2 separate regions of the Homo sapiens genome follow, and region 1 is linked to region 2. A link is a loop called in an ENCODE intact Hi-C map of the cell type or tissue named here. Cell type or tissue: psoas muscle. All regions are shown on one strand.

Region 1 (8,000 bases), 370 kb before region 2:
TATAAATATTACTACTAGAAATTTCAGCTGGACAAGGCAGGTCACGACTGTAATCCTAGCACTTAGGGAGGCCAAGGTGGGCGGATCGCTTGATCCCAGGAGTTCGAGACCAGCCTGGGCAACGTAGTGAGAACCCATGTCTACAAAAATGGAAAAAATTAGCTGGGCATGGTGGCACGTGTTTGTAGTCCCAGCTACTCAGAAAAGTGAAATGGGAGGCTCACTTAAACCCAGTCAAAGATGGGTTTAATTCAAGGATTCAGTGAGTTTTAATTACACCACTGCACTTAAACCTGGGTGACAGAGGAAGACCCTATCAGAAAGAAAAGAAAAAAGAAAAGAGAAAAAAAGAAGAGACGAGACGAGACGAGAAGAGAAGAGAAAAGAAAAGGAAAGAAAAGAAAAGAGAAAAAAGGGAAGGAAGGGAGGGAGGAAAGGAGAGAGGGAGGGAGGAAGGAAGTGAGTTAGTTAATATGGCTCAGTCTAATACTACCACAGGAGTAGTAGTCATGAGATACAGGATAGGCCAAATGAAGCCCTCTTGAATTTCCCAGAGGTAGAGTTATAGCCCATCCACCTTGGTTCTCCAGCTACCAGGATGTCACCCTAGGACTGTCAAAAATAAAGGTGGTTCTAACTACCTTGTGTTCCAGTTATACTCTCTGAAGCCTTGGCCCTTCAATTCTGAGAGCTGCTCCAATATTCCTCCCAGCTAATTATGTAACGTAATAAATTCACTTTTTGCAAGCCATTATTTGTAAACCAAAGGCCGCGATTAAGTCAGTAAACTATATGGATATATTTTTCTAAAATGTTCTCAATTCATGAAAGATGAGCTATATCTTTATATTATGACCACAGATAAAATGCTTATATGATTTTTGTAAACATATAACCTGCTTAATTATTCTGGGAAGGCAGCTGAACTACTAGATCATCAGGCTATAATGCCAAGGTTAGGGTGCTAGGTTTTAGTACCAGCTTGGTAACTTACCTTCAGCAAACTTTTACAAACTTTGATTTTTTAAAAAATGACTAAGGTGTTTAAGTTGTGTGAAACTTGGATAGTGACAAGAAAGGTGGTTCAGCTTGTAAAATTCCTACCAAACCCTGATAGACACTGTGAGACACAAGAACAATTTTTCAAAGGGCATAACATATACAAAGTTAACAATTGCCTGCATTTATATTGTGCCTTTCATATTTATTACCTCAGCTTCCCCCCCCCGACACACACACATACACACACAATCTATATTTTACACTGGAGGAAATAGCTCAAACTAAATAACTTGCTCAAGGTCACCAAACTAATCTAGGTATCTCAGACTCAAAGACAAGTCTTTTGACTCTCACCTTATGTGCCTTTTATTTTATTCTATGCTGCATTCTAACAATAATCACATGAGGACCAAACAAATACATCCTTTCACAAAGCCACGCAAGGGGCTTAAACTACTGAGTGATTTAATCCGTTTTTTGTTTCAGGAAGATCATTTTGGTCGCTGTGTGAAAATAGATTGGAACAGGATAAGAGTAAACACAAGAACAGACAGGAGGCTGTTGCAGTAACCCATGTGAAAGGTGATGATGGCCTATGTTAGGGTTAACATGTTCAAGTATCTCAGTTTCTCCAGAACAAGTATGTCTCCTATCTCAGTATAAATATTATCATAATGCCCCCTCTTTCACTCTCAAGTTCCCTGACTTGGATGATCAATTACAGGGTCACTATAGCCAAGGCAACAAGCAATGGCAATGTAACAGAGCATAGTAGTTATCACCAGAGTTCCTCACAGCTCTAATTCCTTCCTGTCTAAAATCCTGGCTCTTAACCCTTTCAGGGGCATGAATTTCTTTGAGAATTCAATAAAAGCTGTGGTAGAATAGTGCATTAACTCTGGTATTACACTGACTAAATACATCTATCTGTTTGCTTTTTTTTTTTCTTTGAGACTCACTCTGTCGACCAGGCTGGAGTGCAGTGGTGCAATCTCACTGCAACCTCCGCCTCATGGGTTCAAGAGATTCTCCTGCCTCAGATTCTATTAGCTGAGGCTCGGAGTAGCTGGGAGATTACAGAGGCGCATGCCACCACACCCAGCTAACTTTTATTTTTTTGTAGATATGGAGTTTTGCCATGTTGGTCAGGCTGGTCTCAAACTCCTGACCTCAAGGGATCTATCTGCCTGCCTTGGCCTCCCAAAGTGCTGGGATTACAGGTGTGAGCCACCACGCCCGGCCATCTGTTTGCTATTTACCAACTCTGTGACTGCTTTCTTCACGTGTAATTTACTCATGTGAACTGGTACTTACATCAGGCTTGGGATGATTAGATGAAATAATGCATGGCATGGCAATACAGGATGCTTTCAGTAAGTTGCTATCCTATAGTGATGTTCTTTATTGCACTGTTTATTATTGCCACAAAATTAGAAATGACCTGAAGTCTAAGGATGAGGTTAAATAAGCTGTAATATGTCCATACCATAGAATATCATGGAATAATTTAAAATAACAGAGTAGGAGCATAAGCTAAAAATTTGAAAAATCTACAAGATGACTTAAGTGGATAAGCAAACTGCAAAACAATATGTACTGAATAATTGATAGACACACACCAAAACACACTTTTAAAAAATTAACACAAAAAACACACATATACACACACACATATGTATATATAATGTACACAGAAAGAAGTTGTGAAGTACACACATCAAACTGGTAACTGGGTTACCTCTGGCTAGGAAGGTAAGATTAGAAAAGAGGAAATAAAAATAAATTTTTGCTTTTTAGTGTATGTATTCCTGTATTATTCGAATTTCACAATAAAAATGTGTATTAATTTATGCCCTTTAAGGTAAAATGCATTGCTTCTGAAGCTTAACTTCTTAAAACAAGTTTCCTCCAGTTACAGTGTTCCAGTGTTATAAGGAACATAGCAAAGGAGAATGCAAATAACTTAAATTTCTATCATAGATTACTAAAACAAGAACAGACACTATCTTGAAGTCCAACAACCCCTCTCATCATTTTATAAATAAGTAAACTAAGACTCTGAGACATCAGGTGAGTTACCCATGGCCACACAGCAAACGAGTCAGAGTTCCTTCCTCTGATGACTATATTATGCATTGCTCTTGTTCTTTCCATTTTGAAAACTTTGCTCTTATTTTTTTTCCCTCCCAATCTCTAAGATGCCCCCATTCTCATTCACAATAAACTAAGGGATATAACTGTTCAGTAAATGAATATATTTTCTGAGGGCTATTAACATTCCCTTTTCTTGATCAAGTAGATTAGATCATTTTCCTTACACCCCACCCCCCGCCGCCTTTATTATAGAGTAGGAGTATAAGCTAAAAATGGTAATCCCCTCCCTTTAAACATTTTTTCTAATTGCCCCCTGGTTTTTAAAAATTGTTGCCCCTTCTCAAAATAGTTTCCAGCTTTGAAGGTTAAAATATGAAATACAAATGAATTCTCAAGCATTTTTGAACTCATTAAGAAAAAAAGTAAAGAATGAAGAGAAAACGGAGATCCAGAAACCTCTCACTATCAGTCTGATCTATTTACCGGCATGAGTCAGTCTCTTTTTAGAAATACAAGGAAATCTACATGTGACTTCGTAAACTTTATAAAGTTTGAAATATTACAGTTTAAAGAATACAATGATAGCTATTCATTATGCTTTTATTACACTGAATCACAGTTAATTTTTTTCTGAACTGTTGAGAAATGTGTCACCTTTGCAAAGGTAAGTATATTGTGTTTCATTATAAATATCCAAAAGTTGGCAATCCAGTATCATATCAGAATAAGACATGCCTACACATTCTAGTACCTTTGGATTTTACCGATTTTATATCTTTCTAAAACAGAATACTTACTGTCTTGTTTTCTTAGTGGGGGCACACCATCATAATGTAACCACTTCTTGGTGACTCAGTCTTCATTTAGAATATTAATTACTACGCTGCAAGCACTGTGGTGAAATGATGCCCTAGAGGCTATTATACTTCTAATTAAATAATTGAGAACCATGGCTCAGGCCTATAATTCAGCACTTTTGAGACGTTGAGGCAGGATGATTGCGTGAGCCGAGGAGTTCAAGACCAGCCTGGGCAACCTAGGGTGACCCTGTCTCTACAAAAAAAATTAGCCAGGGGGTGGCAGCACACACCTATAGTCCCAGTCCTGAGGCAGGAGGATCACTTGAGCCTAAGAGGTCACGGCTGCAGTAAGGCATGACTGTGCCACTGCACTCAAGTCTGCGTGACAGAGCAAGACCCTGTCTTTAAAACAAATAAATAACAATTTTTTAAAAGTTAGCCAGGTGTGGTGGCACATGCTTGTAATTCAGGGGCTGAGGCAGTAGAATTGTCTGAGCCCAGTTCAAGGCTGCAGTGAGCTATAACTGCACCCTTGCACTCCAGCCTGGGCAAAAGAGTAAGACCCTATTGCCAAAAAAATAAAAAATAAAAAAATAAAAACAAAATTACATTTTTAATTTTCTTTTTTGTAGAGATGGGTCTCACAATATTGCCCAAGCTGGTCTTGAATTCCCATCCTCAAGCAATCCTCCCCTCTCAGCCTCCCAAAGTGCTGGAATTACAGGCATGAGCCACTGCACCAGACCACATTTTTGGTTTTCTAATCTTTCTTTCTACTTTTCCCCTTACCTCTTTGCAGTTGGGATTAGCTATGCCTATCCATAGCAATGCTCCCTTTCCAATCTAATTTCCTATATTATGGTACATTGAATAACTAAGCTTTTTGAACTGTTTATATGAGAAGTCTCTAAAATGAGGACCTCTTCTATTTTAAAAACATATTACAGGTTGAGTATCCCTTATCTGAATTGCTTGGTACCAGAAGTGTTTCAGGTCTCAAATTTTTCAGATTTTGGAATATCTGCATATACATAATGAGATATCTTGTGGAGGGGATCCAAGTCTAACTACAAAATTCATTTATGTTCCACTTACATCTTACATACATGTCCCGAAGGTAATTTTATACAGTATTTAAAAAATAATTTTGTGCATGAAATAAAGTGTATACTGAACTATCAGAAAACAAAGGTGTCACTATTTCAGACACCCACATGGACAACTGGTTGTTTTTTGGCATAACCATCATTCCTGACTCTGAACTTATATGCTACCAATAAGTAATCACTTTTTAAAACTTATTCATACTTAAGTACTTAACAGGAAAATGCAAGCCAACCTCTCCTCTTCCTCCTCAACCTACTCAACTCATGTTGAGTAGTTGAGATGACGAAGAGGAAGGTCTTATGACGATCCATTTTGATTTAATGAATAGTAAATGAATTTTCCTTATGACTTTCTTAATAACATTTTCTTTACTCTAGCTTACTTTATTATAAGAGTACAGCATATAATATATGTAATACACAAAAATATGTGAATCAACTTGTTACCAGTAAAGCTTCTGGTCAATAGTAGGCTATCAGTAGTCAGGTTTTTGGGGAAGCAAAAGTATACGTGGATTTTTGACTGAGCGGGAGAGGGAGGGAGTTGGCACCCCAAACCCCCATGTTATTCAAGGGTGAACCATATATTAAAGCCCATATCTCCACCACACACAAAAATAAAATCCAAGAAGATTAAAGAATTAAAGGCAAAATCATAAAATCTTTAGAAAATAACTGCAAATGTCTTCATATCCTACAAACAGGAAGGTCCAAAAAAGACACCAAAAAAACCATAAAATACTGATACTTAACTACAATGGAATTCAGATGTTTGGTCTCCAAAAGACATAATAAAGAGAGAAAGTAATCCATACACATGGGAAAGATAGCTGTAACACATAATAAATGATAAAAATTAGTATCCAGACTGGGCATGGTAGCTCATGCCCACAATCCCAGCACTTTAGGAGGCCGAGGGAGGAGGACTGCTTGAGTTCAGGAGTTCGAGACCAGCCTGGGCAACATGGCATCCCTGTCTCTACAAAAAATACAAAAATTAGCCAGACATGGTGGCACACCTGTAGTCCCAGCTACTTAGGAGGCTGAGGTGGGAGGATGACCTGAGACCAGGGAGGTTGAGACTACAAACAATTCTATAGTTAGTCAAAGGTTTTGCCAGTCTTTCTAAACACCTCATAGAAAAGGAAACATAAATGGTCAACAAACATAAAATGAGACTCAAGCACCTCATTAATAATCTTGGAAAGGAAAATTGAAACCATCCAAAATACTATCTTATGCGTACCAGACTGGCCAAAAACGTAAAGTGTGACAACATACAGTGTTCCCAAAGATATGGAGGGATACAAGCTCTCCAACATCACTGGTAGAAAGTGACCTGTTTCAATGACTTTAGGGGGAAAAAAAACCTTGGCAATATCTAGTAAAACTGAAGACACACACATCCTATGACCCAGCAATTCCACTGTGTTACCCTAACCTAAAGTAGGAGTCAACAAACTTTTCTGTAAAGGGGAAAATAGTTAAATATTTTAGGCTTTGCAGACCACACAGTCTGTGGAGCAAACTACTCAGATGTGCCTTTGTAACACAAAAACAGCTAGAAATATGTATATGAATGGGTGTGGCTATGTTCCAATAAAACTTCATTTAATAAAACTTCATTTATAAAACAGGTGGCCTCCCAGGCAGTCTCCCAGTCTCTGTTCTAGAGAAACTCCTGCAGACATACATACATCAAAAGACATGTCCAAGAATATTCACAGCAGCATAGTTCATCATAAAAACAAATTGGAAACAACCTAAATATCTATCAATTGTAAAACGGGTAAATTGTGATATTAACAACCAACAGAATATCAGAATAGTAAAAGTAAACTATGGCGATGTGCAACATCATTTTGAATCTCAGGAACATGATGAATGTAAAGAGCAAGTCAGGTGAAATTTATATAAAGTTCAAAAACATACAAAAGTAAATAATACAATGTTTAGAATAAAACTACTGAAAAACCAAGGGAATGATATACACAAAATTTATGACAATAGTTACTTCTGATGGTTGTATGACAGAGGATAGGACAGTGAGACACTCACACATAATGGAACATCTACGTGATTAAAACATGTATTGTAACTTTTTAGGGAGGGGGAGGGAAGTTCAGTGATGTTTCTCTTCTGTAAAAGTAGATGGGGGATATGATAACTGGTCTACATAACTGATTTATTCACTTTATTCTTTGGAGAACAATGAATCCATTTTTTGTGAATTAAGTTCCAAAACAAAAATGAAGTTGTATTTCTAAGAACCCTGGGGTTTTGTGGCATAAAAACAACTATACTAGATGGTCTTTATGACAGTTTTGAGGCCTAATAGTATGACTCTAAGATTAATTATCTACAAACCTAAGGAAAAAAACAGTCCTTCATTTCAAAAAGTTACATGATATGAGATATAATATCATCCCAAGAACAAATAAGTTGTTAAAAAATTTGAAATAGTCTCTGATCTCCCCTTCCTAAAGCACTTATGCTGAGATACTGTGCAGCCCTTATAGGTTAGAATGGTAATGGCAGAAGATTAGGTTAGATTAGAGAAGCTAACGTTGAGTGAAGACCATGAGAAACTAGTAACAATACCACACACTGTGTATAGTGTTTTTGTTTTGTTTGTTTTGAGACACAGTCTGGCTCTGTTGCCCAGGCTGGAGTACGGTGGCATGATCTCAGCTCACTGCAACCTCTGCCTCCCAGGCTGCTCAAGTAATTCTCGCGCCTTAGCCTCCTGAGTAGCTGGGATTACAGGTGCACGCCACCATGCTCTGCTACTTTTTTTTTTTTTTTGAGATGGAGTTTCGCTCTTGTCACCCAGACTGAGTGCGGTGGTGCGATCTCGGCTCACTGCAACCTCTGCCTCCCGGGTTCAAGCGATTCTCCTGCATTAGCCTCCCGGGTAGCTGGGATTACAAGCACCTGCAAGCACACCCGGCTAATTTCTGTACTTTTAATAGAGACGGGATCTCACCATGTTGGCCAG
Region 2 (8,000 bases):
TAGATACATAGAAGCAGCTCAACTGCTTATGGGAGCTTGGAAACAGTTCGTGCTCAAGTGTTTTGGACATTCCCCCAATATTCTGCATACATTGTTTCTGTGCCTTGTCTCTGAAGAATCTTTATGCTAATTTACGGTCATATTCTTCTCTGCTAACGGGGGTGGGAATGCAGAGAGCTTCTGTCTGTTGCCTCTGAATGTGTGCAGTGCATGTGAAGAGAAAGAGTCAACACAGGCTAGATTCCCTAGGGAGAATCTCATTCTTGATATTGAGAACAACTTACTTGACTTATAGGAGTGAAAATCCTATGAACTGGATGAGGCTGTGCTATTATTCTTGGGATGAAAGATGGATGGAAAGACTCCTTTTATAGAAATTATTTTTGATGACTCAGGAACACTGTGATACCTTCAGGTCTACTGAAATGTACATGGCTATTTATCTCTATACTAAAATGACTCCAGCTTTCTATGCTTTTGGGATTCCTATTTGTGCTTTTGTTGCTATCTTGTGTCTTTCAGCTAACCTCACTTTTTTGATTCCCAGTATGCCTCTCACTAGCAGTTCAGTATCTTTCTTCTAATTTGTTGCCTGCTTCCAATATTCCAGGGACTAAACAAAAGAAGTAATAATAACAACAACAAAAATTCGGAAGGGTAAGTCTGTTAGAGCTGTTTGTGAAGCAAGAATGAAAAGAATCCAAATGAGTCTGAAAGGCCTTTCTGTGACTGCTTGGCATGAACTTTGGAACCCGGACATTGTGAGGTCTACAGTGGCTGTCTGGGGGTCTTTTCCACTTCCCTGTCCTTGACTGTCAGCTGGAGAGGTGATTTCAGGATTGGTGAGACACTACCGCACATATGTCTTACCATGGCAACCTCAAGGCATTCCTCTGAGGCCAGGATGTGGTTTCATTTCTCAGGGGAGTAGACTGAGGGGGAAACAGAAAAGTGTGAGGATGGCTTTCCATGAGGCATGGCCCTCAGGATCATGCTAAATGAAATGACATGTTGGTGTGTTTATCTGCAAACAGCCACATTGACTACTCACTTATTACAATTTTGAAGCTTATTAAAACAAAAAATACAGAGTCTTGCTGTGTTGCCCAGGCTGGAGTGCAGGGGCATGATCTCAGCTCACTACAACCTCCGCCTCCTGGGTTCAAGCAATTCTCAGAACTCCGGGTGTGGTGGCGCATGCTGGGATTACAGGCATGTGCCACCATACCCAGCTAGTTTTTGTATTTCTAATAGAGACAGAGTTTCACCACATTGGCCAGGCTGGTCTTGAACTCCTGAGCTGAAGAGATCTGCCTGCCTCGGCCTTCCAAAGTGCTGGGATTAAAGGCATGAGCCACTGTGCCTGGCCTGAAGCTGATTTTTTAATAGTTTGATCAGAGCTGCTTATTTCTTGACCTCTTTCGGAGACCTTCTGGAAAATTCTGGTGTCAGAGAAGGAGCACTCAGGAATCAGGAGTCAAGAGTTGCAAACTAGGCTGGGTGCGGTGGCTCAAGTGTATATTCCCAGTAGTTTGGGAGGCCAAGGCGAGAAGATCCCTTGGGGACCAGGCCAGGAGTTCAATACCAGCCCGGGCAACATAGTGAGACTATGTCTCTTAAAAAAAAAAAAAATTAGCTAGACATGTACCTGTAGTCCCAGCTACTTGGGAGGCTGAGGTGGGAGGATCACTTGAGCACAGGAGTTAGAGGTTACAGTGAGCTATCATTGCATTACTGCACTCTGGCCTGAATGACAGAGTGAGACCCTTTCCCAAAAAATAAGAAGCAAAGAGTTGCAGACTAGATCTTGTTCTGTGAGGTTGCTTAACCGCTCTGAATTTCAGTTATAAAATGTGAGGGCATTGGTTAAACCTGCCCTTTGCTAGGATCCGTCTAATAACACCCTATATATCTTTGATTTCTCTGTGAGCTCTGCAGAGCTGACCATCTCCAAGACTGGGGGAAAGTGGTTGTATAAGGGCAGCTTCTTATAGGGAATGGCTGGGGAGCAGGGCTGTCCCCAGAGAGGTGATGGGCATTTATATAGTTTTTTCGGCATCACAGACACAGGATTAGCTTACACTAGCAACCACCTACACCCTCCCTTGGCATGAGCCTGGAGTCTGGGAGGACTCCACCTGGATGGGTGGCAGGTGGCATCAGCTCTTCACATCCATCCTTGGTTTCCCTTGGATCCCTCTCCATCACTGTCTTTATTCACCTCAGCCTCCCCCAGCTGGAGCCACAGGCAGCCCTGTCCCATTCCGGAGCCAGTTCTGACCAAGGCAGGAAATGGATGTGGAGCCTCCGCCTGCCACTGGAGGGAGGAGGGGGCTGGAATTAGGTCTCATGTTTTCAATCAGCAACAATCGCGCCTCGGTTAAACCTCAGAGGCGACGGTGGTAGCACCACTCAAAGCTTACATTAAGTTGTTTCCTCAGATGTGGGATCCAGAGGCTTAGGCACGACTCACAGGCTCCTGGGTGCCTTTCTCCTGCGCTCAAGTCTCCTTTCCTCAAATCCAAATGAGGACTGGGTGTGTCAGAGGCAGTCTGGCTGCCTGGGCAGCTCCTGAGTTCCAGAATTTCCTAATCTTCCTTACCCCCAATGGCATCTGCAGCAATTCCCAAGTCCATAATCTGACCATAGTATTGTCTGGCCTTCCAGACCCTTCCTTGAGGCTCATTTGGAGGCTGGGTGCCCCTGGGACAGTGCAGCCTTCCTTCTGACTGTTGGGGATAAACAGCTCAGGGTCCTACCCCAGGTCTGGACTCTGCTGGCATCTCTTCTAATGTCGGGGGTCATCTGTCAGTTAAGAACTACCCTGAGGAGTGGCCTCCAAAGATGGAACCATTAGCTCAGAGGCGCAACATACTTGGTTCCATAAGCCTGCCTCTTTTATGGCCCTAGGAAAGCAAGAGCAGATCAATACATGCTTTTTGAAAGAATCTCAGAGTTTGTGGCAGAACCATTCTGAGATGTGATTAGGACTTGGGACACACAGGTCTTCCTAAACTCTTCTTGAAGGACATTGATTGACCTGAACTGTAACTAATACTGGCTAAGCCAGAATCTTGGAAAAGGTAATATGAGGAAGGTTGTAGTGATAGGAGCTTTTGGTGTCTGAGGAGCAGAACTGAAAATGGAGAAGCCAAGGAGGGTAGAGAATTGGTCAGGGTGTCTGCCTAGAGGCAAGTAGACGCTGATTCTAGACAACAGGTGCTGGGCCTCAGACAGTGGGGGAACAGTGTGTGCTGGGATTGGCCCTCGGAGCATGCAGCGCCCAGGCTCAGGTTTGGTGCTCCTAAGCACGGCCCTGAACCACTGCTGGCCGGGGGGCATTCCTCTACCTCCAGGCTTCGCTGTGGCTCTGCTCTGAATTTGCTATTTGACAAGGATAGCCAGGAAGAGCAGTTCCCTCCCTTCCTCTGCCTGCGCCAACCCCATCAGCAGCCTGTGGTCAGAGGTGCCCTCCTACCCCCATTTCCATGGGTGCCCATGGGAGCAGCATTGGAGGGCAAATCCAGGAGGCCTCTCCCCACCTGCTGCCTCCATCACCCCCAGGGCTGCCTGGCCAGGCTATCTTGCTCACTTTCAGGAAAAGGATCACAGGGAAAGGAACCTCCAGAACCCTAGAAGAGAGACCTCAATGCCATAAGGAAGAGTCTGGGGCAGAGGGGACGGTGGAGGGTAGGGGAGGGAGTGAAGCCCACTTGAGCTTTTGAAAATCTTCCTCCCTTTGAGTCTTCCCCAGCCCTAAGGCTGTTGGTGGGGCATCAGCGACCCCTGCTGGCCACCACATCTGGGATTTCCTCTGCCCTCCAGACCTCCATAGCTTTCCCCTCTGCTTTCAAGCCTCCCCTTCTTCCCAGGTTGAGGATTCTCTTCTCCCCAGAGACCCCACTCCCCCTTCCCTACTAGCCTTGCCTGTCTGTCCCCAGTTTTCTTTTATCCTTTTCTTTTACATATTCCATTCCCTTTTTCTTCTGGCAGAACTCAGCTTCTGTCTTTTGGAGCCTCCCTGCAGAAAACCACCTGTAGGGAAGAGATGGATAAAGCAGTGATAAGGCACCTGGTAAAGCATAACACACAGGAATGTCCAGGGGCTCATCTGGGCTGGAACAATAGATCCCTTTAAATGTGCTATCTGTCCCTCATATTTCTTCCATTTCACTCCAAGCCGAAACAACTACAGTTTATTATTTTATTATTATTTTGAGATGGAGTCTCACTCTGTCATCCAGGCTGGAGTGCAGTGGTGTGATCTCGGATCACTGCAACCCCCACCTTCCGAGTTCAAGCAGTTCTCCCTGCCCCAGCCTCCTGAGTAGCTGGGATTACAGGTGCCCACCACTATACCCGGCTAATTTTTGTATTTTTAGTAGAGATGGGGTTTCGCCATGTTGGCCTGGCTGGTCTTGAACTCCTGACCTTAGGTGGTCCGCCTGCCTTGGCCTCCCAAAGTGCTGGGATTCCAGGCATGAGCCATCCTGCCTGGCTGAACTATGGTTTACTGAATGCCTATTCTGTGCCTGTCTGTGTGTAGGGGACATACTTTGTGCCTCACTTTGCTCCTGTCCAGAGGCACCAGTCTCATGTTGAGGCAGGAGAGGAATGGTTGTGGGAGGATGTGGGTGCAGTTGGATGTCCAGCTTGCCCTGCCCCAACCTCTCTATAACTCATGCTGGTCACAGTGATCAGGCTTTCTTTAGTCTCAGGGCACAAGATTCTCAAGCTTGGCCACCTCATTCCATAAAATAGATAAGAAGTAGCTGCCCAAGTGGAGTTCCCTCTCTTAGGCCTTTGTCAGTCTTGCTCTAGCCTTGGCCTCTGCAGTGTCCTGGGTTCTCATGGCTTGCCATCCAGATGCAGGGCATGCATGATGAGGGGTGTAGGTAGGGGATACACCCATCTCAGGAGGCCAGGACCAGAGTCCCCCGCCCACCTCAAAAGGGCCCCATGTAGGGGCTAAAGGCCGTGGTTAAGTCAGAGGATTTTTATTTTTCTTAAAAGGGAAAAAGCTAAGATACCCTAATAAAAATGAGGCTTATTCTAGAGCAGAAAGCTCTCAGCCTGAGCTCCAGTCCAACACAGATAGGCACTCACTTCCTGGCCCAGGCCTTAATTTCCCTATTATATGGGAGCTAGGATACCCCCCAAAGGTCCTTCTTTTTTTTTGCTCTGAAGTTCTGTGGTTCTATTTTTCTTGCTTTTGCATGGCCAGGCAGACTAGGATGCAGCTTTGATCTACCTTGCGCCAGCTACCTCCCACCCACTCACGTGGATTCTAGGCTTTCATTTTTGCTGGAGTAATATTTTTCTGATGTTTATTTTTAAAAGTTCTGCATCTGTGGTGACCATCTCCCATTTGGAAAATTAACTACTTACAGATGTTGTGTGTGGCACAGCATTCTCCCAGGCAATGAAACCGCTGGGGTTTGGCTATCATTTCAAAAGTAAGAGGAGGGAAGGAAAGATGTATGTCTCTGATGTAGGTGTCAAAACTTCTTGACCTTCTGTAAAATGCCCAAATGTGATTTACTTTTATAAATTGAAGAGTGGAGAATTTCTTAAGCCTTGAGAGCCCAAGTGTTAAAAAACTCAAATGGAAATGGTCATATGTGGGATGTTTATGGTCATTTGTGGAATGTTTGCAGAGGGAAGGCACTAGCTGCGCGGCTGGGGCTGAGTGAACTCCTATGCTGTGCATAGAATACAGAGCTTAGCCCTCATCACCCCCATCCCCATGGTCAGCTGTGGCCAGTCAAGGCAGTGATTTATGTTGCTTTCCAGGATCTAGGTAAAGTGCATCCCAGCCTTGAGCAGAACCAGCAGATCCTTCTGACTCCAGGGTGCTGTGAAGACTCACTGGCTCTCTACCCTGTGTCATCCACCCGACCTTGACTTTCATTTTTGATTTCTGCCCTCCCTAGGAACTTGCACACGTCCTCCTCAAGACCTCCATCTCCAGGCATCACCCTTGCTCCTCTCCTCCCACACAACAGAAAATAGTTCCAGGATTAAAAAGACATTTTGTAAGATCCCAGTGAACTCTCACACAAAGCTCATTTTTTGTTTTCTTATTCATTGGCCACCCCCAGCTTCCGCCTCCTCAACAGTTGTCAAATACAGGCTCAACTCGAGAGAAGGAGCCATAGCCAGCTCTTTGTGTGGATGTTGATGCTGTGTATGTGTGCGGTGTGTGTGTATCTGCAGAGTGGGGTTTGTCTATGTGGAGTGTACACGTGTGCTGGTATTTGTGGCTGGGAGGAACCAACAGGACAAGAGCTCCTTTCCCCAGATGGGGCTTGCCCTGGCTGAGACATCTTTCTTGCCTGGATCTGGGACAGCTTCCTTTTTGCTACTGTTCCATTTCTGTCTCTGTTGATTTCTCCTGTCTTTGTTTCTTTCTACCAGAAGGTTCCTGCAGCCTTTGTCCTGTGAGAATGACTAAGGATAAATAAAAATTTGAGTAGCAGAGGAACTCAGAGACTGTCTCTCAAGTCTAATGAATCTGACTGCTTTAAATGTGAGAAGACTGAGGCTCGTTCTGTGCAGTGCGTTTGAACAGAAAGTTCATGCTTGTTCCACATCAGCAGGTTTAAACATTGTGTTAATGTTTTGTATCTCTGGTAAGATTTTTTGAAAGAGACACTCAAAAAGTGGGGGGAGCATAAGTACTATTCATTATAGGCAGATGGATGAGGATTTAGAATGTGGAGATTTGGAAGACAAAACTCAAGCTAGACACAATTTGTTTTCAAGGGAGAAAAATTAGGCAAAAAGTTAATGTCACTTATTCAAGATTTAGTAGAATAAATATGGGAGAAATAAATTGAGTGTGTGGTAAATTTATGAATAGTGACAGTGTTTCCTCTTGGAATGTGATAACTACTAAAAAAAAACTGCATGCAATAATAGCAATTCAGTAGGTGATATGATTTGGCTGTGTCCGCACCCAAATCTCAACTTGAATTGTATCTCCCAGAATTTCCACGTGTGGTGGGAGGGAGCCAGGGGAAGGTAATTGAATCATGGCAGCTGGTCTTTCCCCTGCTATTCTCCTTATAGTGAATAAGTCTCACCAGATCTGATGGGTTTATCAAGGGTTTCTGCTTTTGCATTTTCCTCATTTTCTCTTGCGACTGCCATGTAAGAAGTGCCTTTTGCCTCTTGCCATGATTCTGAGGCCTCCCCAGCCATGTGGAACTATAAGTCCAATTAAACCTCTTTTTGTTCCCAGTTTTGCGTATGTCTTTATCCGCAGCATGAAAACGAAATAATACAGTAGGAAACATTGATAAGTTGTACACTTTAATCTTCTTCTACGTATATAACAAAGAGAAACAATTCTTTTTCAAAGAAATAACATGGAAATTTGTCAACCATGTCGATCATTTAAAAGAGGCATGTCTAGACTAAGTGGGAGGAAGAAGGGAAGAAGGAGATAGATGAAGGACAAAGTCCACTGATGGAAAATAATAGCATGTGGATTAGGGTTCCCTTTCAGTAACTGGACGAATATGGGGAAAACTTTGTCTGCATGTTAGCAAATCAGAGAATACATCTTTATCTAGTATTCTTTCATCTCAAAATAAATATCAAACAAAAGATGAATTTTTAGGCTCTAAATCTGGGACAAAGAGAAGGAAATGGATAATTGTTTGCTAAGTGATCACACAGAGAACCTTTTCTTATTGTGCAAGACTTATTGTGAAGACTTTGAAGGGCTCCTCTCAATTTGGCTATCATTTCAAAAGTAAGAGGAGGGAAGGAAAGATGTATGTCTTTGATGTAGGTGGCAAAACTTCTTGACCTTCTGTAAAATGCCCAAATGTGATTTACTTTTAGAAATTGAAGAGTGGAGAATTTCTTAAGGCTTGAGAGGCCAAATGTTAAAAAGCTCACATGGAAATGGTCATTTGTGGGATGTTTATGGTCATTTGTGGAATGTTTGCAGAGGGAAGGCACTAGCTGTGTGGCTGGGGCTGAGTGAACTC

Evidence for each region. A loop is a pair of places that touch in the nucleus more often than their neighbours do. Peaks named below come from ENCODE experiments on the same cell type or tissue, not always from the same donor. Only the 100,000 strongest peaks of a DNase experiment are listed, where the experiment ranks them.
Region 1: it touches region 2 in a loop (2.6-fold over the local background); 21 of 110 quality-filtered maps call a loop at or near these places.

Annotation. Positions count from the first base shown.
Region 1 is chr2:42,235,103-42,243,102 of GRCh38, reverse strand. The region is part of intron 1 of EML4 (EMAP like 4); the gene reads right to left. Among named protein-coding and RNA genes, the nearest start is that of EML4-AS1, 69 kb to the right of the region's middle. In psoas muscle, a CTCF peak has its summit at 4,180 (motif pointing right); no DNase peak of the experiment used is centred here.
Region 2 is chr2:41,865,691-41,873,690 of GRCh38, reverse strand. It overlaps the pseudogene RNU4-63P. Among named protein-coding and RNA genes, the nearest start is that of LINC01913, 7.9 kb to the left of the region's middle. RefSeq lists a silencer at 3,774-3,873. In psoas muscle, CTCF peaks have their summits at 2,330 (motif pointing right) and 3,787 (motif pointing left); DNase peaks (open chromatin) are centred at 2,300 and 3,770; H3K27ac peaks cover 820 bases.